Linked DNA regions of Mus musculus: regions 1 and 3 are each linked to region 2. A link is a loop called in an ENCODE intact Hi-C map of the cell type or tissue named here. Cell type or tissue: left cerebral cortex. All regions are shown on one strand. Links, peaks and the distances in the headings refer to the core of each region. The heading gives the core; the rest is flanking DNA.

Region 1 (10,258 bases), core at 1,282-9,281, 81 kb after region 2:
TCACTGCTCTGAAAAATGTTCTTTTCTTTCAAAGGAAAATGTAGTTTAGGGGGACGCATTTAAACAGGCAGGTGGGGCCTGTGAAATCACGATGTAGGCCTATTTCTTTTGTTTGATTTAAAAATGAGCAGTCATTTGCAGTAAGAAAGAGACATAAATTAACTGTCTTACCTTTTCTAACCGTAGGAAATACAGTTGGAGCACGCGAAGCAAGCCTTTGTGCAACGAGACAATGCCAAGACAGGCAAAGTCTCAGCCATTGACTTCCGGGACATCATGGTCACCATCCGTCCCCATGTCCTGACGCCTTTTGTTGAGGAATGTCTAGTAGCTGTAAGTTGTGCATTGTCCTAATGAAGTAGTTTATTCTCCCTAATTTGTGCCAAGTTAACGGGAATAATAAAGAGCAGTCCTTGTTTAACACCCTAACGTGATCATGTATATTATCACCCTTGCAAACCAAAATATATCTTGGTTCATTTTAGTGGGTAGGTTCATTGATTGTCTGCATTGTGTGTTTCAGGGATGTGTTCAGTGGTTTCTTACTGTCCCTGGAGGCTTGTACCGGGGTCCTATCAAATGCTAAAGTCTGCAGGCCCTCAGATCATTTCTTCACAGTGACATCTCTTTGGATATAATGTGCATGAATTTTCTCTTACTTTAAATCATGGCTAGATTATTCGTAATATCTAGTGCAGTATTTTTAAGTCTTTGTTTTGCTGTGCTGGTCAGGGAATAATGCCAACAGAAGACATCTGTGCATATTCAGTGCAGATGTAATCCCCGCCCAAAATCTTTGCAAAATTCTGTTTGGTTCCATTTGCATAGGTAGAATTCATAAATACATGGGGTCCATCTGTTAGTAACTAATTACAAAGAAAGAGGAACAACAAAAATAATTTATGACTTCATCTTCATTTTGCCTTATTTTTTAAGATATGTCAACTTGCTGATTTTGTGTTTCTAATTTAAGGAAAAAGAAACACACAGGCAGGCACCTCTGCAGACATGCACACTTGGCTGTCTGGTTGGAGTCACAGATAGATCCGAAGGTCTAAAGCTTACATTTCTCATTGTCACTTGGTGTCTGTTGGGGTTGCAGTAGTACTTGTGATAGGCAGATCCCTGCCATTGTGTGTCATAGTTATCCCATCCCAAAGGATGTCCAGCTGATGTCCTTACTGCCTCTTGGAACTCAGAGGTGTCATGAAGCATGCTCGGTAGTGGTTCCAGGCTTTGGCCACGGACAATCTAGACCACCAGGGAAGATCATTACAGATGGAATCCAGGTTTCCTGTAGGTCTCGCTTCACTACCGATGGGCAGCTACATCTCAGTATCTAAATGTTAAAGCTTCTAGCTGATTCCTGCGCTTTGGGAGCCACATCTCTGGAAACTCTCCCTTTGCTGGACTGTGAGTGCGTTCACAGCCATCTGGGTTCCCCACAGTGCTGACCTTTCAAGTCTCTCCGTTTCCTGGTGCTCCATTTCCAATACATGGCCCTTCCCATTCTGGCTCCATGTCAATCCCCTCCACCCCCCGCACCGCCCCTCCCAGGTGACCTCTCATGTCAGCTCTTTTGAATGATTACTAAGGGAAGATTTATGTGGCTGTTTTAAAAAAGCGCTTTCCTAATAAAAATATTTTGCCTTGTTAGGGACGGATAGAATTAGAAATCCCAAACTGAAGTTCCATTCACAGAGAAGAAAGATGTTTAAAAATTCTGATTATTAGAACTTCGATCAGTTTCGACCCCCATAGGCACATGGCATCTTCAAATATTACCAGAGCACACGTGTTCTTTTAGCTAGTCCACCAATGTAAAGTCTCGGGACTTAAGTGATTATTTATTGCTGGTTTAAGTATTAAGACAACTTTTGATATTAAGGATGCGTTAGCTGCTTCTCAGAGTATGTCTGCACCAACATAATGCAGTTTTGCATGCATGAACAAGTGGGTGCTATCATTTCTATGTTTAAGGCCTTAAGATTTGCTCATTAGATGAAATAAACCAACTTATAAAACATTTCCAACTGAAATTTGAACTCTGTAAATGACTACTGGTCCTGTTATAATCCTACACATGTATTTATTTAGTTTTCCAGGGCTTGTATAAGTCCTGGTCATGATTATCTGCAGTCACTTTTAAAATTCACTTCTAGCTTTTTTTTTTTTTCTAAAGTGAAAGAAAAATATTGTGATTTTTTTTTGTATATTCATTCCCCTTTAGTTCCAAAACAGTGATTAATATATGTACTTTTGTAACCTCTTGCCCTTTCTATCTTTTTTTTTTTCATCTCTCTCTTGTTTTCAACTTGGCAAGGCTGCTGGAGGCACTAGGTCCCATCAAGTTAGCTTCTCCTATTTTAATGGATTTAATTCGCTCCTTAACAACATGGAACTCATTAGGAAGATCTACAGTACTCTGGCTGGCAACAGGAAAGACGTGGAGGTGACTAAGGGTGAGTGAGCATAACAAAATGTTTGTTTCAAGTGTCTTAGGGAGCAGGGGACAGGGAGTGAAGAAGGCAGTCTGGAGTTTATAGTAGAATTTGCTATCCCATTCATACTGGTAAAATTGGTGATGTGTGTCCTCCAGACCTTGATCAGACAAACTAAAGCAAACAAAGCAATGTACACTCAGTTTTTGAAAAACAGAAAACAGCCTTTGAATGAAGTGAAGATATAGGATTTGTTGAATCTTTTTGTTTTTTACAAGAACTTAAGCTAAACGGTCAGTGGACCTCAAAAACACATGTGGGTCCCACAAACCTGTATTGATGATAGCATAATATGATCCATGAACTTGAAGAAGAAATTATCAGCATTTCAATAGGATTCACAAAAAAAAAAAAAAAAACCTAGAAAAATAACTTGGGTATCTGAAATGTCAGTGTAGTTTGAATCCCGTCCGGTGTCATTTGTTAGAGCATTCACATGGCTTTACTCCCAGTGGTGGTTGGAATGGAGTTCTGCATCCTTTGAACAAGTGGGAGAAAGAGCTGGGATGACTTCATGATAACTGTGGTGATGTGCACTCCTCCAGCGCTTTGGCTGAACACCGAATTTAGCGTCGATCTTTCTGAATCTCTCTCTCTCTCTTTTCCATACAGAGGAGTTCGCTTTGGCAGCCCAGAAGTTTGGTCAGGTTACACCCATGGAAGTTGACATCTTGTTTCAGTTAGCAGATTTATATGAGCCGAGGGGGTAAGTTGCTTTTTTTTTTTTTAAAGTTAGTTTAATAAAATAAGGTTAGGAGCTAGGTGTAGGGAGATTTCAGCAAGAAAGACAGAAACCAAATAATGAAGGCCCACACTGAAATATGGGAAGTGATAAAAGGAAAGTTCTAGAATTCCATAATGTAAATTTAAGAAATCTGGGACTTCATCATTGTTTGCTTTCCGTGCAGGCGCATGACCTTAGCAGACATTGAGCGGATCGCCCCTCTAGAGGAAGGAATGTTACCCTTCAACTTGGCCGAGGCCCAGAGGCAGGTGAGTGGTGGGAGTGACTTCTCTCCTGGTGCTTTCCAGAGATACCCAGGCCGCTAGCACGTCCATTGGATTCCCAGCATTGGTTTCTGACTTAACTGTTTTTCCAATTCTGGTCCCCAAATTCAGGCATTTTGAGGAGGCTGAAAGGGGAGTTGTTGAGCAACCTTCTGGTGAACAGATACGAGCATGTGTTTCTTAGAAAGACGGGGCTGTGGCCCCAACAATGGAAATCCCAACACTCCAAAAACAAGTAGTTCTTTTCTTCCTCACATCTGGTACTGAGGGATATGGGCATGAAGCACTTGCTCTTGTGACTGTCCCCAGCAGCATCTGGCATTGCTAAATGAACGATAACGTTGCACCTCAGTGGGGTACTGTCAGAGCGTTGTCTAACAGCCATGCCTTCCGTTTTTTTTCTGAGTATCGAAATGAGATAATTTTGTTTAGTCTGGAGTCATAGTTCAGAGGCTTTTAGACCTATTTTCTCTGTGAAAGGATTCATAAGCTATGTGGAAACAATGTTAGGAATGCTAGGTTTTATTTTATGGTTAACAGAAGCCCATGTCTCAAAGTTGTGGGAGTCAGAAACTTAAGACACAGGACCTCCTTGCTCTGTAGCTGGGCCTGAGAGAGCATGCCTTCATTGCATGGGCTATGCCTGCATGGTGCTTGTAAAATAAATCCATGAACAGACAGAATGTCTTTTTTTTTTTTTTCTTTTTTCTTTTTTAAGAAAAGGACTTCCTTTAAGGCAAAGCCATCTTCGAATCTTGTGAGACTTAACTGTTTTTGGCTTGGAGCTCTGGGTCTGAACAGCGACGCCAGTTTGACCACAATGGGTTGACGCTGGCTGCATTTTTAGGACTGTCAGGCCTGGAGCCAGGACCCCCACACACACCACCACCACCACTTTAGCTCCTTCCCACCCAAGGGCAGCAGCGAGTTGTGTGCGGCATGGAAATGGAAGGAGTGGGTGTGTGCTCGGTAAATCCTAACTAGGCACCTCTGGGAAACCAGCTGGCTGTGGTTAAAAGAGGAAGCCATTCCCCCTGGTGCAGGAGAACGAACTGTGTAATCCTGGGCAGAGGAGGAAGCAGCCTTGCTCTCTCCTCCCTTTGATTTCAGACACTGTGTCTGAGGTAATTATCTCTTCGTCTGCATGCCACCAGCTATTGTAGAAATTTGGGGATTAAGGAAAGTAGAGGGACTGTTTCAGATCTCCCCTGCTCTCCCCACTGGCAGCAGCACCTCTTCATTTCCCTGTGTGCCCTCTGCAGCTTTGAGGGGGCTTATAATGGGTGCTTGCTGGTACTGGCCTCGAAAGGGTTGGAGGAATTTGAAGAGATTTACAGTAGGAAGTGATTGGCCGGTGTTCAGAGGTTTAGAGCAATTTATGGCAAACCTACCTGAAATCTAGGGTGATTTTTTTTTTTAATACATGACCCCCACTGCACCTGGAAGATCAAGCAAGTCAGGTGCTCTACGCATGAGCATTTTGCATATCCTAGCACCCTACAGCCTGTGGGGAGCCATGCAGATGGACGCTTTTACCCTTCGTGTCATTTTAAGAACATATTTGTCCTTTCCAGGAAGAATTAGCAATAATGGCAGGTTCCTTCCTTTAACATCTTCAAAATACTCTCATTCATTATTTTGAGGCCAGAGCATCTTTAGTATGGCATGTTCTCATGCATGTAAATAAAATAGTGTGCTTTCTTTGAATGCATCTGTCACCATGAAGGTAGACTACAGGGGTGGAATTGGAGACAACGCATGGAATTTGTGGAAGAAATGTTTTCCCTTCTTAGACATGCATATTTCTCTGTAAAGCTGTTTTCAGTTAAATGACTGAAGATTTCAAATGATCTCATTGTATTGGAATTGTGTTGCCCTGACAGCAGTTAAAATTCAGTGGGTTGGTAGCTGAGGTTGGTGATTGTTTTCATTGTTCACTGATGTTAATTATCGAGCCTTCTGAAAACAAGTTTTATTAAATGCATTTATTCATTCAACAGGTGTTATTAGGTGCTGACTGAATGTCACTCTCACTCGACAACTCTGTGTGACAAAGTTAATATTTTATTTACACAGACAGGGTAGTACAATATTTAAAAGTAGTTTGGCCTCAGTAATACTAGTGATAACAGGTCAGAAAAGCAACAACAAACTATCTGGTTGCCTTGAAATATGAATTTTAGGAAGATGGCCAAAAAAAAAAAAAAAGGAAAATTCTATCAACTATAATTCATCTATTCAGTATGACCATCATAAACATTTTGAGTGTCACTGGGTGATAGAGATGCCAAAATATCATACTAGTTTCATATGTGTATATATACATATCTACATATACACATACATATATATATATATGTATGTATATATAGTACATATATATGTATATATACATATATATCCACAAACAATTTTAACACCATCAACAAAAGCCTTCATATTCTACTCTCTTAATTTTTTTTTAATACCATGAAGGGCTCAACTGTAAAGAAAACACTTGTTGCTCTTATAGAGAACTTGGGTTTAGTTCCCAGCACCCACTTGGTGGCTCACAACCATCTTTAACTCCTGCTTTGGAGATACTGCACCCTCATGGGCACTGGATACACATGTGGTATATATATATATATACAACAGGCAAAGCACTCACACACGTAAAGAAAATGCCATGAAATATTTCAAACACTTAATAAATACAAAAGGAATATAACAAACACCTACCCACCTGTCATGCGCCTTTAGCTCGTTTTCTTTCCTTTTTAAAATGTATTGCCTTCTTTGTATGTCCATGGGTGTAACACACGCATGCCTGTAAGCATCAGATCCCAAAGACTGGAGTTACACAAGGTTGTGAGCAGCCATGTGTGTGGGTGCCAGGAATTGAACCTGGATTCCCAGGAAGAGCAGCCTGTTCTCTTAAGTACTGAACCATCTTTCCCACTCCTCACATTTTCTTTATAAAAGAAGAGCAGGGTGGGGGTGGGGTGGGGGATGAGGGACTTTCGGGATAGCATTTGAAATGTAAATGAAGAAAATATCTTAAAAAAAAAATTTAAGAAAAAAAAGGAAGAGTTTTGTGAACGTTTTTCTTTACCAACATCTGATCTTTAAGGATACCATTTTAAATGATGTACTTTCGTTTTTAAGAGTGATGGTATTCTATTATTTAATTTTGAGTCTGTAGTTCTGGTTTGCTTGGCTTTGCTATGTAAATCAAGCTGGCCCAGATCGCAGAGATCTGACTGCCTCCTAAGCACTGGGAGTGAAGATGTGCCTCTGTGCTCACCACTACAGTATTTTAATCCTCTCTCATTGGTCATTTAGTGTAGCTCCAGAAGTTTTGCACTGAGTGCTGCTTTTGAAAGAGCCGACTCCTTTTTTCCCTGTGCTTCACTGTCATTCTCCAGTAACTTTAAGTAAGAATCGCAGCATCAGAGTTTAAATTCAACTTAAGTGTATGTCATTATAGTTTCAAAAGCTCATATTTGCTTTAACAGTGAGTTTGAGAACAACATTTTAATAATTCTTACTAATCCAAGTATTACCACTTAAAACAAAGACAAAAATTCAAATTAAAAAGCCAGTTTGATGAATCAAGAATGATGTCTCCTTGATAAGTTTTTACACTGACATTTTTATGATCGTTCTGAGAATTGAACACTTGAAAATTGGTTATAATGTTATTTTTCACGTGGTGATTATATGTCTCAGTATGATTTCAGCCATGCTTAGCAGCAAACACTTTTATTAATAAGGAATTGATGGACTTGCACCGAGTTCTCCTTTTTGTATTTGCTTTATATGAGACTGAGAGTCCAGCGAGTGATATTTTAAGTGACCGTATGCATTTCTGTTCTTTTCTCGGCTTGCTTGCTTCCTGCTTATGGCACGCGTGAAGCAGAAGGCCTCGGGTGATGCTGCTCGGCCCTTTCTTCTGCAGCTCGCAGAGTCAGCCTACAGGTTTGGACTGGGTTCTATTGCTGGAGGTCAGTCATGGCTAAGTGTCACTGTCACTGTTCCTTCGGTCTTCTCTCTCATTCTCCACCTTCTGCTGACCGTGGTTGTTCCCCAAGTCAGTTATCAACCTGCCTGTATCTGTTAGGTGTGGACGAGAGCCAAGGGGGCTTTTCCTAAACGTGGGCATGCTCGGCATCTTACAAGAGATCATTTTTGCTCCCTTCTGTGAGGTTAGCCATTCTTGATATGCTATTAATTTAAACTCTAGTGATATCCTCTTGTCAGAGGACATTAGAATAAAAATTAAAAGTCTGCAAAGGTAGTTTGGTAGATCTATGCATAAAAAAATACTTCTGCCGGGCGTGGTGGCACACACCCTTAATCCCAGCACTCGGGAGGCAGAGGCAGAGGCAGGCGGATTTCTTAGTTCAAGGCCAGCCTGGTCTACAGAGTGAGTTCCAGGACAGCCAGGGCTATACAGAGAAACCCTGTCTCGAAAAACAAACAAACAAAAAACAAAACAAAAACCCTTCTGTTTTCAGTCTTTTCTTTGATTTTTATCCACCTATTTCTTTCACTCAAATTACCTTACTTCTGGCTGAGCTACTGGTATCCCTTCATTTCAGCTGTCGGAGCCACTGCCGTGTATCCTATCGATCTTGTAAAGACTCGAATGCAGAACCAGAGATCAACCGGCTCTTTTGTGGGCGAGCTCATGTATAAAAACAGCTTTGACTGCTTTAAGAAGGTGCTCCGCTACGAAGGCTTCTTTGGACTGTACCGAGGTTAGTGTGGCACCGAGCGGGGCAGTGCGACGTTCGTGCAGATGGAGTGGGAGCCAAGGGTTTGCTTTCCCATCTCAGAGCCTGAAATGAATTAGAGAGCCTGTGTTCAAATGGAAATCCAGCGGATTCTCAATTATTCATGCTAATGGGTGTAGGCTGTAGGCATCTAGGGCATGGCTAATCAAAACAGCCCATAGTCTGAAAGCCATTTATATTGCTCCGTTGTGTTTGATTTCTTAAAATAATAAATTATTTTTATACACTTTTTTTAGTGAGTTTTTGAAAGGCTCCTTGTTTGTGTTGTTAAAGTATTCCACTCCCCATCTACCAGGGAGAGGTACCCTAGGAACAAGACACAGCTTGCTTCAGAGTTTTGAGTCTCCTGGAATGTCCTGTGATCTCCAATCCCGTAGTGTCACTTTCCATGATGCAGTTATTCATGGTCAGCCATGTTCTAAAAATACAGACTAGAAAATTCCAGAAAGGAGCAACTCACGAATTGTGAGTAGTGTACTAGCCTGTGAACTTGCTCATGGTTCTGCTACAAAATACAGCCATTGTTTTGCCTAAGTCTCTTCAGGTCGGTGGCATTGCATCTCCCAGCCACTCCCCTCTTTCCCTCCCATCACCAAGGCATTGTGTCCGCTTGCATTATCTATTATACGAAGAGTGAGGAAATACACTACCCTACTTTGAGAGAGGCCATGCTCATATGCCTTTAATTACTGTACATAGTTATGGTTGTTTTGTTAGTGTTATTGTTGTTTACCTCTTGCTGTGTCATATTTGGAAATTCCATTTTGCCCTGAGTATATACATATAGGGAAGAATGGAACAGCCAACGTTAGGACTGTCAAAGGTCAAGCACCCACTGAGGGTCTTGGAATGAGCCTAGCAGGATGGTGCTAAGACCACTGCATCAGGAAAATCCTGTCAGGCAGGTAACCCAGTGTTTACTGGAGCCTTGCTTGCACCTCATCCTGAATTAGTTGCCTCCTCCGTTCCTGTGAAAGGGTTGGACTCACACATTACAATAGCCACGATGGTCTCTCTGTCCACCTGCTTCTTTGACATGGAAGGTTCATTAAACAGTGTTAACAGGAGCAAGGAATGCCTGTGCCATTGAGCCAACAATCCCACAGACCTTCTATTCTGTTGTCTTCGCCTGAGGAAACATATGCTTACTCCCGACTTCCTGTCTATGCTTGCTTTTTGCAAAGAACAGATTCGTATGTTTTCATAAACTAAAATGTGGAGTTGCTAGGAGCTTCCTGTCGGTCCACTACTGTTTGTCCAGCTACAATTCTTCCCTCCTTTCGTAGTGCTTAGTCTTGGAAAAGAAAATAGTGCTTTGTGCTCCACTGAGGTACAATGAAAGTGACAGCCATGAGAGACCTCTAGACCTCTTCTGCCATCTGCTGACTATAGTCTCCAAAGTGAGCTGAGTTAATGAACAGAAACTGGGAGGCTTAATTCACCTTAGAATCTGGGAGGCTTCCAACTGCAGAGAGGCTCCATTCCACAGGTGCTATTGTGTAGGTAGATAACCCTCATCAAAGGCCTTTTGATCTTTTCTCTCCCTTCTTCCCCTTGCCCCCTGCCTCCTATTACAGTTTTGAAAGTCTTTGACCCCGGGTGATTAATGATGACCCCTGTAGGGTCACCACCTTCCATTTGAAATGCCTTTCCTCTTTGGTTGACAACAACCTTTCAAATAAAATGGCTTCTATGTAGTACAAGGTTAATGTCACAAAGCGTCTTTACAGTAGCTCAGGCAAAAATGACCAGATTACCGACTTCTATGTTTTTGTTTGTTTGTTTTTCTTTTAAGCTTTGAAGCTCTAGTGTGCGTAGATGTCCGAATCTTGGTGTTGCTCCGTGCACCACTTTTGTGGGCTTTCATGGTATTGAAATTAATGGCAAGGATGTCTTACAAGGTTTGAGACCCACCTAGCAGTGTTCAGTTTGCCTGTGTTGATTTGCTTTTAAAGTTTCTGTCCTTTCTCT
Region 2 (10,258 bases), core at 1,329-9,328:
GTCTCCATCTCTCTGTCTCTGTCTTTTGTGACAGGGTCTCATGTAGTCCAGATTAGCCTTGAACTCACACTGTAGCTGAAGGATCCTATCTTCTCAGTTCTAGGGCTATAGGTGTGAGCTACTATGCTTGGTCTATGCAGTGCTGGGAACAGAAAGCCCAACCTTTTGTGCCTGATAGCAACATAGTGTATCAATGGAGCTATGCTTTCAGTCCTCCAAAAGCATTGTATGCAAACCATTTTTCTTCTTATCATGTTATCTTTTGTCACCTAGTATTCTGGACCCCCTCAGCTTTCATTTGTATTTGGGAGCAGAAGTGTCCTGTAGTCTCATTATCAGCCTATTTGTTTGATTTGGGGATAGTCAACTTTTGGGGCCAGCCAGCGGTTCATATGTCCAGGTTCGAGCCTGCAAGGCATCTTGGAACTGAAAGAAAAGAGGGAGCCTAGGCGGGTTGAGAAATAATGGAACCAAGACATGCTAGTCTGCTCAAGGTTCAAATGTTTAATGGCGGACACGCTTTTTAAAAGAGGGGGGAAAGTCCATTGCCGCCAATTCATCCTTGGAGCCCAGAACCAGCTGCAGGTGATGATGTGCAGGATAGGGTGTAGTCTCTGGAATAGCTCTGGGCCCTCTCAGCAGGTAGCAGTATCTTGAAGTGGAACAGTGACAGTGGCTCAACAATAGAGTGATCTAGGGAGGAAGGCTCCACCCTAGATAATCATCTTAGTGGCAGCAAGGTCAAGGTCTGGATCAGCCTGCTTCAGGTTTATGGGAGTCAACATCAACATTAACAGTTGAAGGTTTGAGGATGTTTCTCCTTCATTCTAATTGCCTGTCAGGTACCAATAGGAAAGCTAGAAGGTAGGTTTTCTTATCATTTTGTAAGTGCAGATTTAAGACTCCGAAATGATAACTGATATGATCAAGATCACTAGGTGTGGCCGGGTCCCTGGATTTTCTTGTAAACTTCGTCCATGGACCCCAGGCAGTGGCAGCGGCTCCTGGTGTTTCTATAAGGCAAGAGCACATAGATAGAAAAGTGTGTATTTTAGAAAAGATTCTTAGTGTCTCTTGTCAGTTTTTTTTTTTCTCTCCTGGGAACATTTACTGGCATGCTAGCTTCAGGGTAACGACAATAACAGAGCTGCAAGCTGTGTTTGAAGCCTTTTTGGCATAACAGAACCCAGAACATAAGACACCATCGATTGCTTAACTGTTACAATCTGCTTCTTAATGCCAGATTTTTAATCGTGATGGTTTTAGGGTTGTTTAATGGGCGTCTGTGGCAGAGCAGAGTCATAAGTTACTGAGTTGTTCTAATAAGCGTCTCTAGCCAGCATGCCTGAAGTGTCCTGCTCCGGCCCTGGATGCTTTAGAAGTGAGTCCTTGAGTGATAGGGACATTGAAGGTTGATTGCCCAGAAGTGTGTGGTTGGAAGAATGCTTATCAGGGCATTTTGTCTGTGTACTGATTTATATTTTAGTAACTCCCTGTATAATTACAGCTCCTCACTAAGAGAACCTAAGGAAACTTAACATAAGGCGTGAGTGACTGATTTGGGGACCTCAGTAAAAAATGGATTTTGTCATTTGATGAGATGCCTCTTTCTCTCTCTCTCTTCCCTCAAGGCAATGGTAACTGTGGTTTCAGGGATTCCAAACTTTCTTTTGCAATAACTGATTGTATCAGTCCAGGTTGACTTGCAGAAAACTGAGTCCTCACTAGCTGGTTTCAGCAGAGGGAGATTTATTGAAGGCTATTAAATGGGTTATAGAATTTGTTGGGTGGGTAAAGAAACAGACTTGAGGTTGAGCCCTTAGGAATGACTCCAGAGCCTCACAGCAGACCAGACCACCAAGGGAGCAGTGGCCTCCTATGCAGCCAGGATGTCTGCTGCCAAGTGAAGGGGGTTTTGGAGGTTATGCTATGAACGATGTGGGAGGTCAGGACAGTGTCACAGGAGAAAATGGGACACTTTCAGCAAAGGTGTCTGCTCGCAGAAGCAGCAGGGGTATGGTCCACAGCCTCCAAATCTTTTCTTTGTAAATGTGAACACATTTCTCCTGACTGATAGTTCCTGGGCCATATAGCTGCAAAGGATTCTGAGAAGTGGAATTTTAACTATGTGCTCTGCCATACAGCAAGATGGAGAGAGAATGTGGGCTGCAGCTGCTGAGTTGCTAAGCAATACCCACGGGCAGTTTTGCTTCAGGATTTAGGTCCTCTTACACTTGGTTCCTCAGGGAAAAGGGCTGTGTGTCACCCGTTCTCCTGGCTCCTTTATTCTTACCACCGTATGCTGACTTTCACACATACACATGGTGGCCTGCTTTTGATGAGTCACCTTTCCTGGTTTTTATATCAAAGATACACAGTCATTATATCAGGAAATTTTTGGGTAAGCAATCCCACCAGTGTTGTGAGCTCAGGGCTCACTCAGAATGCGGAAGTGAGTTAGAGAAGGGGGCCTGTGATGATGGTGATGCTGCAGCTGGCTTTCAGCGAGGGGCTCTGCCCAACGACCCATTGCAACCTTTTAAAGATATGCTGTATTTGTCATTTTATAGCTTTATGTTATACTTGTTACTTTTCTTATCACTATCATAAATTATGCAGTTAAAGCAGCTAAAGGGAGGGAGCACTTTCTGTCTCATGAAGATGAAAAATTTGGTTTTGTTTAAATTGATTGTAGCAGATAATAGCTCAATACACACACACACACACACACACAAGCACACAGAAGCACACACAGACACACCCTCAAAATCAGCATCCTAAGCCCACAAGGGAGGGAGCACTTGTGTTATTTCATGTTAAAAGGAATAGACTCCATGGTGGGAAAGCTGTGGCAGCAGGAGGGACTCTTGGCTGTGGAGGTAGAAGCTTGCCCTTGTCAAAAAACGAACCCTAGACAGGAGGCAGGGCCAGGCTATAACCTTCAGAGTCTTCCCTATGAGTGACCACTTCCTCCAACTAGACCTCTGCCCCCAAACAGCACCACCTCTACCCGGGCTCAAGTCTTCAAACACATGAGCCTACCAGAGGTATTTTGTATTCAAACTATAATGTATCCACTACAGAGATTCAGAACTCAGGTCTGAGGTAGCTCTTTTTGGTTTTGAGTGCTCCCTTCATTTTTTTCACAGATATTTTTATTACATGTATGTTTGTGCATCTGCATGTGGGGATATACATGTGAACGCACGTGCCCAGCTCACCTCAGTATTTTGAGAGCATGGACCTGAAGAGAGCCACCAGTGTAGACCTCACATCTTACTCATCAAGACTCTCTCTCTCTCTCTCTCTCTCTCTCTCTCTCAAAGATTAATTATTTTATGTAGATGAGTACACTGTAGCTGTCTTCAGACACACCAGAGGAGGACATCGGATTCCATTACAGATGGCTGTGAGCCACCATGTGGTTGCTGAGAATCAAACTCAGGACTTCTGGAAGAGCAGTCAGTGCTCTTAGCTGCTGAGCCATCTCTCCAGCCCCATCACCTAGACGCTTTAATTGTCAGTTGAGGAGTCCCTTAAGCTCTTTGTAGGGACTGGCATGGTCTGTGGAAGCCCCCAGGGAGATCCAGCTGGGTCTCACATTTTCAGAGCTTCCAGAGAGGAGTGACCCAATTTTATTTCTCCCGCCGCCTTTCCCTCCTAAGACAAGGTCTCCTCCGTCTCAAGATGGTCCCAAACACACTGGCTAAATGCCAAGAAGGCTCTGGAACTCCTGATCTTCCCGACTCTAGGTTCTAGGATCTTCCCTAGGGCTGGGATTTCCGTCCCCAGCTACGTTGGATTTCTTATTTGTCCCTACTGCCATCTGTCACACCTACCAACTATTTTGAGTGCACAAATGTGTGCTGCTGCAATTTGTGAAAGTAATGAGCCTGGTACTGTGGCTTAATTCCAGGGTAAGCAAGCTGACTGAAAAAAAAATTACTCGCATGCGTAGGAATCTTTCCCCTGCAGTTGGCAACTCTAACTCGTGTTAGAGTGAATTTATTTGTTCTAAAAGACACCTTTCTGGTTCTTCCTGTTATATTTTTATTCCCTTTATGAAAAAAGCCAGTTACTAAAGTTGGGTTATTATCTTACTGGTTTTTAGCTTCTTAACCTAGTTTGTGTATATTTCTCAGATGGCTGTTGATGACCGCCTCATATGGCTATAACTGGCATTTATCTTGTTAAAGTAAAATCCATATTTCATGATTCTCTAATTTTACCATTTAGTATCATGGACTTTAGGAATATACCTGAAATTTCCATTCTAAGTTAAATCAAATTAGATGTTCCCCAGTGTGTGGCGGTAACAGACATGCAGCCCCTTGCTTCATCTCCTCGTTAGTTTGGAATCAACTGCAACGTGTTACCTGACTGAGTACAAAACTCTCTATTGTGTTGACTTAAATACCAAGTGATATTTCATTAGTCACTTGCAAAGAATCTCTTCCTTCGTAGATTTGGAAATCAATTACTTCATTTATTGAAGCCATAGTGCATCTTTTGTTTTAAAGCTAGACTGTATTATACTCTGGTTTCTAAGTACAGATGATGAAGAATAAGAAAATAAGTAATTATTAAATGACCAGCACATGTACATATTTACATGTTATTATCTAAGATGCACACACCCATGTGTGTATGTACATCTGGAAACTACCTAAGGTTTGATGGAGCTCCTGTACCCAAGAATAAGCTCGGTCTAATAACGCCAGGCTCCTCGGCTGTAAAGCGCAAGCACTGAACAGCTGCTCTGTGTTGGCTTACAAAGCACAGCTCCGTTTCTTTGGCTCGCTTTCCTCAGCACGCATCTTCTTTCGTGTTGCTCTTGCCACCAGCTAGACTCTTATCTCAGTGCACCTTCAGGACATCGCAGCTCTCTCTCCAACTTTCTGCAGTCGTCACTGTGATTGTCCTTCCACTGCTGAGGACAACACGGGGCTGAGAATGGAAGCCAAAATGGAAATTCCGAATAGCTACCTATCATTTCCCGAGTAGGCAGTAGATAGATGGAGGACAGATGTTAGGAAGTTCTAGGAAGCCATCTTCTGGCTCCATCGTTCTCTGTGCCTAAGATGGGATATAGTATCAGTGGCTCTCAGTCTTAGGCAAATCCCCATGTGATTACTATCCCCTTACTCCTCCTGAAGCTTTGGGGCTGTTTGCAAGAGTAGTGTTATACGGGCTAGGAGAGCTAGGGGTGGACCGGTGTGTTAGGATGGCCTTGAGGCGTTGGGAGGGGCTTTGGTGAGTGTCTTTAAGAGCCTCAACTTCCCTTCCTCTCTCCTAGTTCTCCCTTCTGTTCAAGGACAGTCTTGATATTAAAACCCTCTTCCTTTTTACTGGTTGGGTGATTTGAGAATGGATCTTACTAGTAACCTGGCCTAGTCTCAAACTCTGGGTCTTTCTGCCTCAGTTTCTGCAGTTCTGGGATTTCAGGTACATACCATCTTGCTAGTCAAATTTCATATAGAGTGTTGATTTTCACTCTTGTGCCGTATATTTTCTGTAAGCCTGTAATGTGGGGGGAATGGGAGATTTGAGACGGAGAAAACTCAAATGCCAGGGGGAATCTAGCTTTTCTTCTGACTTAGGGAATGGAGGTACATGACTGGTTTTGAGCCTTGATTTTCCCTTCTGTAAAATGGGGAAAATAGTATGTGTTCTGACTTTCAGACTTGCTGTGAGGACCTGGCCATGTTTTGTAAACTGTGGGGTCCATTCTTGGTGGCATAAATTTGAAGCATTGCCCCCACCCCCCACCCCCAGATGGCCTTTTCCCTTTGTGCTCTTCCGTGCCTAGACCCTGTGAGGGAAGAGTTTGCTTTTTCTCTCAAAGATGTCCAGCTCTGACTAGGAGCATTGAATGACTTGTGTGCTTGGGGAGCAGGAGAAGGTGATGTGGTGGAAACTTGGGCCAAGGAGGGACATCCTAAATAGCCGTGTCTGGTATTGTTCATACAAATTGTGTAGCATACTGAACTAAGCAGGTGTGCGAATATGTATTCACACAGAGCAAGCATAGCTCATTCTGTAAAAAATCTCTTTACCTTTCAAAGAAAAAAACCCTAGGAACTTAAGGCTAACATATGTGTAGCCCCTCTTCCTATGCCTAGTAAATGGCCTGTCAAAGGGTGTAGGATTTTTACTAAGGTGGAAGAAAGGCCTCCGCTCTGCCAGTGGAGACAGAGGCACTTTGGTGATGCCGTTTTTAGGAATGTTCATTTTAGCTTCCTCTTTCCACCAACAGGGCCTGCTCTTCTAAAACCTGGAGGTCTATAGTGTCATTAATCATGGCTGTGTTGGCTAGTGCTCAGGAGTATCGTTAATCATGACTGGGCTGGTTAGCGGTCTTAGTTTCCCTTCGTTATTGAACAGCAGAGAACATCAGCCAATTCTGGGTTTAAGGCACTGATAGTGTCAGATAGTCAGCGGAAGTGGAAAGAGCCTATCAGATAGTCAGCGGAAGTGGAAAGAGTCTATCAGAGGTAGCAAACCAAGGTGACCAATCAGCAGCTTTCAGAGAGACTACCACCCGTTCCAGCGACTGGTTAATAAATATATTCCTGATAGTGGTGGGCTAACAAGCTCTGGTAGGTTCATATTGAAGGACAGAAAAGCCATTGTCTAAAGATCTCAGAAGAGCCTTTGCAAGCACACCGAAGGGATTTACAACAATTTGCATAAATCTCCTGGTGGATAGAGACATGATTCCAGTGTTGGGGTGGTTCCAGGACCCCCGCCTTGCTTGTATCATGGGGTGACACTGGGCTTGCTGAGAACTTCGTCTTCTGACCACTTTTGCCAGCAGGACTGGGTGATGGCCAGTGAATAAGCCCACTGTTTGCTTCTGCATAAGGGTTCTTTTGTGTTGGCCTGGGGCAGTCGTGTTCAAGTTTGTCTTGCTTTTCCCCCCAGTGATGTTTTTGGACTTTGTGGCCTGGAGAATTAAGCACAACACCTATTCTGAGCTAATCTGTCAAGTTTTCCTGGTGGAAGGTAACCACGGTCCCTTGAGTTTCTAGAATGTGAAGAATAATAGTCACACCTTTGGAGACTTATGATTTATTAAGGCTGGGGAGAGGTGGAGGAGTTCCTTGGCGTGACTGGGTCGCTGGGTGTACGTGCTGCTCATGGTGGAGCTGTGGGAAGCAGTTCTCCCTGGGCCCTTAATATGATTTACTAGTTCACTGACTTTTAAGAAATGTGCTCCTATGCAGGACTGGCAAACAGGTTATACTTAATATTTAGTATTCCCAGGAGAAGGTATGAGTTACTCTTGGGTGTGGTTTAAAAGCCAGGTGTTCACTAATCTGTTTCAACTTTCCCCCTGCCTTTCATACATCGAATACTAGATATTAAAGCGTTTCTGGTTTCTCACACAGAATGTTATCATTTTAGAAGCCACACGGAGTCTACCTTAGAATCAGGGGATGGGTTTACATACTGGAACAGTTTGGTACTTTAAGTTAAAAAAAAAAAAAAAAGAAAGAAATGTACTAATTTCTAACCCAAAGTTTATTTTCCCTCCTGCTAGCTTGATTTCTCCACTTTGTTCTAATAATATAAACATTTTCTGTGTATTTATAGGTGGCTTTAACCAAGAGAGCCGATCCAGCTGAGCTTAAAGCAATATTTTTGAAGGTCAGTATAAAGGAATCTATTTGTTTCTTGTTTGGTTTGTGTTCTATAACTTTAGAAGATTATTTCAAACAGCTCTTTATTTCATTGTTGAAAAATTTAAAAACATACCCTAAAGTATCTTAATGTAGGAGTCATGAAAGGTATCCTTTATTCTTTTGGTTTTAAAAAATATATGGGGACCATGTATGTGATTTCTGGTGATGGGGATATGGCTTCTATTTGAATTTCTTTCACGTCATGCAGTTCAACTGAAAAGGACTTGGAGGACTGAAGGGTGACTCGTTACCCCTTGAGGACTGGCCTCTGAAGGTCCGGAGTGGTAGCTTTTCTCCTACGAAGTTTCAGGATTTGTACCAGCATCCTGGTAAATTCTCTATTGTGCCAGAAAGGACTGTCCTCCCTTTTAAGCTAGAAGAAGCCCATTGTTTTTTTTTTAGCCATTATCCCCATCGTTGGGTATCGCTGGATGCTCACAGACACGTGCGATTCTCCAGGTACTCTAAGAACTTAGTGCTTTGATTTCTTGTACATTCCCAACTCTGTGATTCTGGACAGGGAACACTTAGTGCAACAAAAAAAACAAAAGTCTTCCTCCGGTCTCCAACCATTTTTTGGGGGGGGGTGGCTCAATATAGTAAAAAAAAGAAAAGGCCTGTTTTTAAAAGACAATAGAAACAAACTATGTGGGCATTCTCTATACATTGAAAAGACTGTTCGTGCAAATCAAGTGAACCGGGTGTGTAGAGATAACAAGGGGAAGTTTAGTGGTCTGTGTTAGAATGGTTGGGATGTTAGTACTTGGTTTGCAGCATGCCTGGCTAAGACATTGGAGTTCTCTTTGAAGGCTGTACTAAGAGAAAGTGCTCGCCAGTAAGTTCCAGAACGCTCAGTTCTATATGATAGAGACTCCATCTCAAAAGACAAGATGGAAGTGCCGTCTTTTGGAGGGGTACACTGGAGCATTTATAGATGACAGTATGGTAGTAGAATTTACCTTAAAATCTGATTTGGGGGAGGAGGAGATAGGTAGTATTATGAAAAATATTTAAAGTTAGGAAATGCAATATTAGCCTTATTACACTTTTATTTGTCTACTTAGTGCGTTTGAATATTTTCCTAATGAAAAGTTAGGAGAAATTCTAGAGATTCAGTACATTGGCCGGTGTGCACTGCCCAGCACCTGGCCTGCTTCAGGTTGACTCAGTAATGTGCCTGTGCTTGTATTTAAATGATGCAAATATTGGGAAGACAGACTGAAGAGCTGGCTTAGTCTTTAGGAGGGTTAGGTGTGCTCACAGCTTTTTCAGAGGACCCGGGTTCGGTTCCCACCTGGTTTATCAGGCAGCACAACACTGCCTGTAACTCTCTGAAGTTCTCTGGCCATTGAGGGCGTGTGCTGCACATAAACTCATGTAGGCACAGAGACGTGCACATAATAAATAAAACAAGAACAAAAGCAGGAAAGACAAAGATCCCAAGAGGTAATATAGGAGGAAGTTTTCGGAGGAGGAAAGAGGGTTCAATTTTTAAGGATGCCTGGACTTTACATATACACAGACACATATACACAGACACATAGACACACAGACACACTTTTCCAAATTCCTTTTAGCTAAGAAGGGCCAAAACAGAATACTGTAAGGTAGAAACGGGTCCCCAATGATTGAAATCAAGGAAATGGATGCTCTTCATGTCTTCCTTAAGTTACTGTTTTAGGGCTGGAGAGATGGCTCCATTTGGCACAAGGAAGCACAGAGAGAGAGAAGGAATTTGGTGTGGGTCTCTGCACAGCCGCTTGGGCTGTTTCTGTGTGGGTGACCTCAAAGTCCGGCTCAGAATCTTTGGCACTAAATAGGGGACTACGTGACTTTTGAGAGAGGTTTGTTTTTTGTTTTTTGGTTTTTTTTAATGGCTTAGAGTCTGAGGTGATGCGGGGGAGGAGGTGGGTATGTGAAGGAAACTGAATCAGCAGTTTGTAGACAGGATCTGGATCTGCATCTGGCACAGGGTCTGCTGACCTCACCAGGCCTGAAGAGTGTGGGACCAACCTAAATCTACTCCGCCTCAGCGTGCGGAGGCTCTCTTGTTTACTGTCTAGCATAGATGATGGTTGTGGCTAAGGGATGAAAGGAGACTGAGACGCAGAGGGGGCCTGCTAAGTAGGCACAAACAGTCACCAGTCTGCAAACCTGTCTCCTCTGTTGTTTCCTGTTCGTTAATGTAACTTGATTTTTCTCTCTCATAAAAACTCCATGTGAAATAGGCCAGCCAGCTCTCTGAAGAATGAGGCAGAAGGAAGGATTCATCTGCAGCCCGGGAGGGATACAAAGGAGCCTTTGGTACTAGGTGTCTGGGTCATGGGGGAGGTGGTTGCCCTGGAGGTCAGAGAGCCATGAAGCTGAGCAGATGGGGAGAGAGTCACCTAGAGACTGAAGAGGGCACCCTTCTGGATTCTTAACTGCATGCTTTTGAGAAGGAGACTCAGTCTCACCCTGCTCACCTGACTCTGAGGTTCTCTTAGATGTTGGGCATCTAGTAACGATGCCTAAACCATGACTTCTGCCCCGAAATATTTCTCTGTCTGTAAGTAAAAAAACAGAGCCACGAT
Region 3 (10,258 bases), core at 717-8,716, 110 kb after region 2:
TGCTGAGTGTTAGCACACATGGCTGACTTTTCCCTCACGTCAACCAAAGCTGTCCATTCCTTTGAACAAAGCCGTCTCTGGTTTACAATGGTTTTGCCAACGGGGAAAATACGCAAAGATCGTTGGCTTGTAACCTACCGCTCCATAGTGCTTGGCTGATCTCATTTATTTACTCATTTTAGAAGAATGAACTGGTTGGCCATTTGGAGGGAGACGGTCATCAGCATTTCAATAAAACGTATCCTATTCCTTGTTATTTTCATAAAATAGCATTTTGTAAAGCTGGTTCACATGAAAGGGCAAAGGTGAAACTTTTCTTTAGTTAAAAATAAATTTTAAATGTCTTACTGAGATTAGTTCTAGTATAGAATCCTGCCTAAATTTTTGACTTTAGTTTTCTAAGCATTTTTTAAAAAATAGATCAACAGTGAATGGTAGTGATATTTTCACCATAATCTGTAACTCAACTAGATGCTAAGAGTGGAGTTTATAAACTCTTACATCAGAAAGAAATCTTTGTGGTGGTGTTCTGATTTTTAAATTAGACTCACTGATGCAAGAATTCTGAGAGAAACTTGGGCCCCCTGGTTCCCCTTGAACAACATATATACACATTCTCTTTCCAGCCTTTCCCTTGTTGGTCACCACTCCTTCTGTAAAACAGTGTGTGCGGCTGATAACCTGCAAGGGATATAGTATTGGTAAACTTGGTAGAGGAAAAGGCATGTGACCACAGCCCTGCCAGCAACTCCAAAAATTCACCTGCCAGCTCTGGGTATACCGTGAGCCTTCTTCCTGTAGCTCTACCAAAATAAAGAAGTCTCTTCTATGCATCCAGATGAATAAAGGATTAAAGTCTAGGTGAGGCGTGTGAGCAGCCTGAGATCTTCTGCTCCTTTGATCTTATTAAATACCAGGTAAGGAAAGCCAAATGCGGTCCTAGGATTGTTTTTAAGAAAGTATCTCACATGAAAATCTAATACTCGCCAGAAAAACTGTATCAACACCTTTGATTTTACAGACTCATTCTTAGTTTAAAATATATATGGCTATCTATCTATCTATCTCTATACCTATATCTATCTATCTATATCTATCTATCTATATATTTCTATGTCAGTAGAAAATAAATTCTGTCATAGTTTTTGTAAAGGCAGTGGTTGCACTTGCGGTATTATAGTCTGGGTATTTCCCTGTTGTGGTGCACTCACGTGCATGCATACGTACGTGAGTGCATGCGATGGCTTGAGTTTGTCATCATTCATGGGAAAAGTCATTGATAAGATGACAACACTTGTTCTGAAAATGACAGGTAAAGATAGCACTGCCAGGGCTATTGAGGTGGCTCAGTGGCTAAAATACTGGTCACGCCAGTGTGAGGACCAGAGCTGTCATCTGAGACATCCATGTAAAAGCCAACTGGGAGCAGTGGATTTCCTGTGATCTCAGCTTATTGGAAACAGAGCCAGGAATTCTCCAAAGCCAGCCGCCAGCCAGACCAGCTGAAACTAGCCAAAGACTCAGCCTTGGTAAGAAAGGGACAACAAGACTAAGGAAGGCACTGGACTTCTATGTCAGGCCTCCACATTGCATGTGCACTTAACTCTTGTAACTGCACACAGATGTGCCTGTGTGTGCATCTGCAGACGACAGGAGAGCATGATTGGAAAGGTAGGAGCTGTAATCTAGTTACTCTCTCTGGCAAAGGTCAGGCCCATGCTATTCCTGCTTGTATTTCTACTTTCTTTTTCTTCTGTGGTTCTAGGGAAGGATAAGCCGAGGGCCTTGCGTCTTGGTGTGCAAGCCCTGAACTGTATCTCACAACCTCGTTTTTTTCCCCCGTAACTTTAATTTACAAACAAGTTCTCATTAAGTTCCCGAGACAGACCTTGAACTCAGGCTGTAGTCTAGGCAGATCTTGAACTTGTCTCCCTCCTCCTTTGGCCTACTGAGTACCTTGGATTATAGCCCTGTGCAATTGGACCCAGCTTCTGTATTCTCACTGTGATGGTAATTCTCATATGTTTGTGATTTTTGAATCTGCTTGTGTAGATGTGTATTAGTTGTTTTTGCTGCTCTTTCTTTGACATAGGGTCTGGCTGTGTAACCCAAACTGGACTGGCAACTCAAGGTCTCCTTGCTTCAGTCCTTGAGTTCTGAGATTACATATGTATATCACCATGCTGGGCATATACTTATTTTTACGCGTGCATGTGTGTGTGTGTGTGTGTGTGTGTGTGTGTGTGTGTGTGTGTGTGTGTGTCTGTGTGTCTGTGTGTGTCTGTGTATGTGTGTATGTGTGTGCACATTCATGTGAAGGTCACAGCAACTGGCTCTCGCTCTTTCCACCACATGTCTTCCAGTCATCAAACTTTGGCTGTCAAGCTTGGCAGCTAGTTAGTGCCTTAACCCCTTAACCCTTTCAGGGATATCCTAGAAACCGTTTACATTTGTTGTTGTTATTTTATTTGTTTTTATTTTATCTGCATGTATGTCTGTGGAACAGCTGTGTTCCTGGTGCCTGAGGCACCTAACAGAAAGTGTCCAATCCCCTGGGAATAGGAAACCACCAGGTGGGGATCAAACCTGCATCCTTGGTAAAAGTAGCTGGTGTTTTTAACAGCTGAGCTGGCTCCCTGGGCTCCAGAACCCCGGGTGCTATCTTTAAGGCACACCTGTGTCACTCATCATTTTTACATCACATTTAGTTGATATTCATGTTTATTTTGAAAAAACAGGTGGGAAACACAAAGATATGAACCTATGTATGAGTCTCTTTTATGGTAAAATGGCAAACTCAGAAGTGCCACGGGAGGTCCTTCTGTAGCTGTCTCGTGGCCTTCTCTCCCTCCTTCCCTGAGGCTATCATTATCTTGAGTTAGGTAACTCTTCGCTGTAAGGCTTCTTCTATCTATTCTATGCTACATCCGAGTGTATCCCTGAGAAATGTAAACGTTTGCTTTTGAATGCTGTGCTCAGGACTAGTGCTCCAGGAGCACCCCATGCTGTCCATCAGGGCCTTTCCATCAGGGCCTTGCTTGTCAGCAAAGAGCAGAAAATGGGATCATTACCTCCCCATGTTTGTATTTACAGACTTGTTACATTGAGGTTCCTATAGTTAGGACAGTGTGTTGTGGCTAATTAACCAACAGAAGGTTTCTAACCAAGACTGCAGTATTTCCTTCAGAGTCTTATAATGTTAACTTACATCCAATGCTGGGTAAACTCAAAATGTCAATGCTTCCTGCCACAGGTGTCCTCTCCTTTTGCCTTACTGTAGGTGCTTCCTCTCTTCCTGTTCCTTTTTCGTTCTCTCCTTCTCTCCCACCATCGCTCTTGTCATTTTCAAGAGATCTTTCTATTTGATGTTTGTATTTCTCATAACTTCTCTGTATTTTGTGTGTCTCTCCTCTTGCCACATAATAGACAAGCCTTCTACTCATTAACATATTCCAATGATCTCAGATAATACATGACAACTTGCCATCAGGTGCTTATTAAATATTTGATAAAGGAAACAGTTTTTAAGTCAAAACTGCTCTTCAAAGTGATTTTCATTGCCAGACCAGACGATATAGGCCTGTAATTGTAGCTTCTTGCTTGAGGAAGGAGAATTAGTTGCTGGGCTAAGACTTACCTGGCCTACAGAGTGAGTTCAAGACCAGGATGAATAACTTGGTGAGACTCTGTCTCAAAATTAAAAAGTAAAAAGAACATTGGGAAATAGCCCCCGTGGTAGTGCACTCACCTGCCACACTCAGGACCTAGGTTCAGTTCTCAGTACGAGAACTGAAAGTGATCTTGTTAAATATGAAAAACTCCAGTGACGTTTTGGTGGCATGAGTGTCTTCTCATTGCTCTTGGCCGTGTGCCTTCCTGTCCACCATTGTTCTCCATTGTCCCTACAACATGCTCCCCACGTTCTCCAGGTCAAGATGAGCAGCAAGCACATGGTTGGACCGTCCTTTTACACACTGAAAGTGTTATTTTCAAAACTTTGCAGAACTCATTTTTAAGAATTATCATAAATAATAAAAAGAATCAGAAAGCCCTCCTTGTCTCATGAACTCCTGGTATATGTGACATATACCAGATTTTATGGCAGTAAATGTTTCCCGTCAGCCTTTTGGATAGGACTAAATGTAATCATGCTCTGTTCCCTTGGGAGATAGGGAAGTGTACTGGGGTCTGACTGCAGCAGCTCCTGAGGCCCTATGCCACCTTGAGAGCTCTTGACATTCCGAATCCTTTCTGCCATACTGACGATGGGAGGTTTTGTCACAGTGGCAACATCCCACACAGATGGTTTATTGTTGGCTCACTGTCCCACACTCTCATGGGCATCAGTCCAGCATCACTTGGCTCCCATTTTAGACCTGTGACAAAACAGAGACTTGGCAGCAAAGCTTGTTCAAAGGATGTTGGTTACTGCCTGGTAGGCAGGAAGCAAAATGTTGGAGACAGATAATACTTTCAAAACGCAGAGCCACGGTAACTCCCAACCAGCTCAACCTGTTGATCTCAACTGCCTCCCAGTACCACTACCACACTAAGAATCTATCATTGAATTTATTACGCTATGGACACTTCCCAGAAGCCTTGGAAACATAAGTTTTCTAGGAATCTTTCTTATTTAAACCATAATATTGGGTATCAGAACCAGCTTCTCACATGTACTAGCTAAGTGCTCCACCACGAAGCTGCACCCTGAACCCTGATCTTTTCAATATAGTTCTTATTCCATCTTAACCTACACTGCATGTCAGTTCTGGTTCTAGGCTTGATTTGATTATCTACTGAAAACTTCCTGGCTTCACCCAGTGACGTTTTACCAGCATTTCTCTAGGTTCTCTGTGTTGACTGGGCTCAACTGGGTGGCTCTCAGTCAGGACCTCCGTGTTGTTAGCAAAGGGTTACTGAGGATGCATTTTCTAACACCTAGCCTCAAGTGGATGGTAAGATGGTGGGCTTTCATGGCTGGCACCAGTTTTCTCTGTCAGCTGCTAATAACTGGGGCTATCGTCCAGAGAACACCTACTGTTTGCTTCTCTGTGTAACTTGGACTTTACAAACCTTGGTAGCTTGATTCTGCAATGGAGCCTTGCTTCAGGATCTTCGACAGAAGCTGTAAAACTTCTGTTGGACTATTCTTCCACTGTGTTCTTTGCATCGGATAAGTTTGGGAGGCTAGCCCAGGTTCGGAGAAAGAATCTCTCTTCAATACAGCAGTGACCTGTAAGCCACTAACAGAGTTGAGAAGCAGTGTTCGGGAGCATCCTCACTGCCTTCTGTCTGAGAAGTCTTCCGAGCAGGTCCAGCGTCTTCTGTCTTCTGTTGATTCTCACGGTCACTTTCCTACTCCAGATTGCCACTGTTCACCGAGCAGCAGGAACTCACCTCAGCAGCAATAACCAATAAGGGCTTACCTTGAGGGGATAGTAAAATAGCATGCAAGGTTCTTGAAATTTGGCACTTCTGGAAACTCAATGCTGTCTTCATTTTCTCCACTAGACCGGTTGGTCCCTCTCACAGTGACTTTACATCTCTCCACACCTCTTAGCTGTCTGCTGTCAGTCTCCCCTCTCCGTGGTATTTATTGCCTTGAGAATTTGCTTCATGTTCTCCCTAGGCACCTGGCCCTTCCAGTTGACCTTTCAAGCTCTTCAGCCCCCGCGCCCCACCCCCAGACCTAGGTAATGACCTCATGTTGCTTAGCTATGCTCTCCTACTCAGTTATTCCTTGAGAGAAGAAATTAGTGGATAGATTTGATTATGGATACTTTTGAGTTGTGACTCTACCTAGATATTCCGAAAGACTTCATTTGCATCATCTAAGAACACCATCAAACCCTCCTGGAGTGTTTTGGTTTGAGTTCTGAATTCTGTAAGGAAGTAGGCCTGAGTGTTAGTGTAGGCGCTTGGGTCATGAAATATACCCAAAGCCAGATGCTTTATCATTGAACTTGAAATCTCTTGTAATTTCAAACCCAGCCATTTCAAATCAGGGAGAAATTTTTCTCAATAATGAATACGCAGGCTGTCAGTCAGAGCTGTCGAGAAGCTAGCCTGAAGTAGATTTAAGTTCTGTTTTTGTGATCTTTCTTTTCTCGAGGGTTCCTGTAGAGATGTGCCCTCATAGCAGTTTTATTTCACAAGTCTACACCTATCCTACTTCTAAGTATCAGATGACATTAGCTTAGTCATTAAGTGGAGTTTCTTTGATGTTGCTCTGATATAACAGGTCAGGTAACCAAGAAAATGCTATGTATATAATTTTATTATTTTTTGGTGCTTAGATCTTTATAATTTGATTAGAATTTAATGATTTTTTCTTTATTTTACATTTTTGTTGTTGTTATCATTTGAAACATTCCAGGGAAAAAATTTTGCATAGCCTGAAATCTGCATCAGTAACTACATATTTGGTTAAGAGGGGTTGGTAAAGAGAGTAGAAGTATTTATTCTGTGTGCCAGACTTTATTAGTTTACAGATAGGTGGCCCATGGGGAGTGTTAACTCCAGAAAGAGCAAGTGAAGGAGGTGTAGCCATGACCACATATCACCTTATCAAAAGGGGGTTCACAAAGAAATAGTCAACCAACCTTTGAAAAGTTCCTATTTATTTTATTTGACTTCATTTCTAAAAATGACATCAGAGCCCTAAGAACAGGATGAAGATAATGACTGGGGACACTTGGAATAGTTTGTTTATGATGACTCAGGTTTTAAGTCGAAAAGAGTCTTCCTGAATAGTTACTTGTACAAAACCACGGAAGAACCAGAAAAGAGAGGACTTAAAAAGGAGATGATGAACAGCCAAAAAAAAGGTGCTTACCATAGCAATATCCAAAGTTGGAGAAATTTTTCAAGGCTGAGGAGGGATCTCCGTTGACAGCCACCCGAGAAGGCTCCATGGGGATGGGGCTTAGGCCTTGATGTGGAACAGAGCTCCAGTACCTATGTGTCTCCACACGCCTTGCTGAGAGCTTTGTCTAGACGACTCTTATTTGAACTGAAGGCAAAACTGCGAACAATGCCTGATGATGCTGAGGACTTTGGATGCTCTCGGCTCGGTGGCCATCTCCTCCTCCAGTTCATACGCTGCAATTTAAGGCCCAATGTGACGGCATGAGAAGGAGGAAGTGCCAATCTGAGAAGGTCAAGAGCGCCCAGCTTCGTCCTTCCGTTGACATGTGAGGAGACAGTAGGAAGATGACATCTGTGAACTAGGAAGGTGCCCTGTGCAGCCCTGGCATCTGACCTCTCTTCGTGATGGAGCTTCTGGAACCCAGAGGAATAAATCACTTGGTGTCGTGTGCACACGACTAAGAAGTTGTTTCCTAGAATCCATAGACAGATCTGATCCAAACACAGTAATGTCTTCGTGTTTTCAGGCTGCAATGCCGAAATATGATGAAACATCTCTTAGTAGAGGGAAGTCCAGCTTTCAAGACACTCAGCCCACCAGATAACTTGTTGTTGGATTTTTCCCCCTTCTCTTCAGCAGTTAAAATATTTGATTCAGGACACCTGAAACATATGGCCATCTTCTGGGTTTCTAATAAATAGAGGAGGGGGTTTCTTTTTTTTTTTTTTTTTTCTTCTCTAAGATTTATTTATTTACTTTATGTGAGTGCACTGTTGCTCTCTTCAGACCCAGCAGAAGAGAGCACTGGATCCCAGAACAGATGGTTGTAAGCCACCATGTGGTTGCTGGGAATTGAACTCAGGTCCTCTGGAAGAGCACAGTACTCTTATCCCCTGAGCCATCTCTCCACCCCGAGGAGGGGTTTCTTATGATATGGGAATTTGAGGAATGATTGGGCCACAGTGATCCTAGTAGTTCAGACACCAATAACCTGCTAAGCATGAGCTGATTTTAGTGGTAGCAGTCACAGTAGACGGTGTAACAGGCAGACCCTGAATGTCAACATGTTTGACAGGTCTGTAACTTAATTGCTTTTTAATGTCAAATAGATTCCACTTTGATTTCTTGGCCAGGCTGCTAAGGGCCTATTAAAACCCCATGAAGCTGAAAATATAAAATTTGATGTTGATAAAATGTGTAAATGTAAGGACCCCTTTTCGCCTTTGCCATGTGGTTAAAAATGTTAAGACTAGAGCATTCCAGTTCAGCATCTCAGGAACAAATAAGTGGTAAGGATCTGCTCTTGCCTCTCTTCACGACCCCAGCTGAAGGAGGGAAGTCCTATATGGCGTTGTGTCTGAGGGTGTTCAGGTCCGTGGTTCCAGTGTTCACAAGCTCGGTTTGCCAGAGCAAAGTGCCAGAGGTCAGGTGGCATACACAACGGTTACGTATTCTCTCCACAGATCAGGACCCTGCGAGGCCAAGGCTGAGGTCTTTCCAGATGCATTTTCTCTAGAATGCCCAGAATCCTCTCTGTGTCCTCATGGGGGTCCTCTCAGTCAGTGTACTGTGTTTGTGTCTCAATGCCTTCTGAGGATACCAGTCATAGAGCAGGGCCAACCCTATATAGCCTTTTAGTATTTGAATTACCTCTTTAAAAAAAGACTTCCCTCGAAATGTAGTTTGACATATGTGGAGTTAGCAACTGAGTGTACAAATTTTGGATTTTATGATTCAGGACATAATAAGTGGGATTTTAGGCATGTGCAACACACATACATGTTGCTGAAGAGAGCTATTAATTGGCCTAGCACAAAATGGTCACCTTACTTAAAGCGTAGTGGGATTTGTGATTCTTGATTGAGCTTAATATTGTGTCCCAATGTCAAGAGGTAAGCGAAGGGGTTGGTTTTGTTTTGTTTTCCACCTAGAACTTCCTGATTGTGGGCGCGTGAGGAGACTTCTCATACGGGACCTGAGCCAGCATGGAGTGAATGGCATTGGATGAACTCTTGCAATTGGTCACATTTATCAGATTGCCTGGGAGGCTGCTGATGGTCTCTCTTGAATACCTGACTGTTTCTGAACAATATACATTCACTGAAGCCATCGACTGTTACTTGATGGCTGTTACTGTTTTCTATCTGTGATCTCTGTGAAGAGTAAAAACACTTGTCCTACCTTCGAATTATTTTGATGCTTCCATTGACATCAAGTCAGGATGAGTAAATGGAAAAATACATCGAGCCTAAGAATTCTTCAGAAGCCTGTTTTCTAACATCCTCACATCTCAAATGCTGTCACAACTGTATGTGTTCGTTCTATGTGACAAGTCAGTAGACATTTGCTAGGCTAGAGCTTATTTGTAGGAACAATTTTGTTGTACCTAAATAATCAAATAATGTATTTGGGTTTAGTGAAAAAAAGTTACCCAATAACTTTATATTAATCTATTTTTGACACGTGTAACACATATTTTAGAATGTCAGTGTGCAATTAGATATTCTTAGCACATGTCATTTGTGGAAAGCACTTTAAATCTAAGTATACTCAATTGAGCATAATTAAAATATCAAGATACATATTCTTCATATACATTTTGCCACTTAATTTTTTAAGTAGCTATAAGTATCTACCATGTGAATTCAAATTAAAGGAAGGTGATTAAATTATGGATATATTTAATGCCTTTAGTTTAAAACAGCAGAAATTCTGTTGTATTAAAATATAGTGCTGTGTTTCTGTGGACAGCAGACTGATGGCTTCAATTGTTTTCAAAGGAAGGCTATTCGTGTTCTTTCAAGATTGGTGACTAAAGGCTGCGTTTGTTTTTTTGTGTGTGTTTTGTTTTGTTTTTTTGTGGGTTGGTTTTGTTTGTTTGTTTGGTTTTTGGTTTTTGGGTTTTTTTTTTTTTACTTTCCTAGTTACTTATGACAGGAACCCCCAGGTCCAAGAATGAATGTTTGGGGATACTGTCTCATTTAGTAAGGACACTTTGCAGAAAAGCTTGTATTCAGACAAATGTAAAAAAATGGACTATAGAGGAGTAGGAAGAGGAGGAGCCCCTGACAATGTAAGATATTTAGATGATTGATAACTTTCTGCAGTTGTGATAATGTACCTGTTCGACTTATAACAAGAAAACCTATTTGTCTGTACCCATTCAACCTAAAGAATATTGTCAGTTTAGTGAGGTTTATTGAGGGTCATTGTTCTTTGGATGTTTAGAGAAAGGGGGCAATATATCAGAATTATGCTGCCTTTCTAAATATTTCTTGAAATGCTGTTTCTACTAAAGAGATAACTGTACCCTCACCCCCAACCATAATGTTCCCAGTGCTTTCAGAGGCGTCAACAGTAAAGCAAGCCTTTTTTGTAACACGAGAAGGG

What was found. A loop is a pair of places that touch in the nucleus more often than their neighbours do. Peaks named below come from ENCODE experiments on the same cell type or tissue, not always from the same donor. Only the 100,000 strongest peaks of a DNase experiment are listed, where the experiment ranks them.
Region 1: a loop joins it to region 2, with 2.4 times the contacts of the local background. A loop is called at or near these places in 2 of 42 quality-filtered maps.
Region 3: a loop joins it to region 2, with 2.2 times the contacts of the local background. A loop is called at or near these places in 2 of 42 quality-filtered maps.

Annotation. Positions count from the first base shown.
Region 1 is chr6:6,107,174-6,117,431 of GRCm38, reverse strand. Slc25a13 (solute carrier family 25 (mitochondrial carrier, adenine nucleotide translocator), member 13) reads left to right here. Exons shown (of 18, transcript NM_001177572.1): 6 at 187-333; 7 at 2,324-2,462; 8 at 3,114-3,207; 9 at 3,410-3,494; 10 at 7,411-7,495; 11 at 8,093-8,251. Among named protein-coding and RNA genes, the nearest start is that of Slc25a13, 100 kb to the left of the region's middle. In left cerebral cortex, for the core only: no CTCF peak of the experiment used is centred there; a DNase peak (open chromatin) is centred at 4,462.
Region 2 is chr6:6,188,656-6,198,913 of GRCm38, reverse strand. It overlaps Slc25a13 (solute carrier family 25 (mitochondrial carrier, adenine nucleotide translocator), member 13), which reads left to right. Exons shown (of 18, transcript NM_001177572.1): 2 at 7,597-7,650. Among named protein-coding and RNA genes, the nearest start is that of Slc25a13, 23 kb to the left of the region's middle. In left cerebral cortex, for the core only: no CTCF peak of the experiment used is centred there; DNase peaks (open chromatin) are centred at 2,236, 3,891, 4,798 and 6,791; H3K27ac peaks cover 510 bases.
Region 3 is chr6:6,082,423-6,092,680 of GRCm38, reverse strand. All of the region lies in intron 13 of Slc25a13 (solute carrier family 25 (mitochondrial carrier, adenine nucleotide translocator), member 13), which reads left to right. Among named protein-coding and RNA genes, the nearest start is that of 1700019G24Rik, 110 kb to the right of the region's middle. In left cerebral cortex, for the core only: no CTCF peak of the experiment used is centred there; a DNase peak (open chromatin) is centred at 4,350.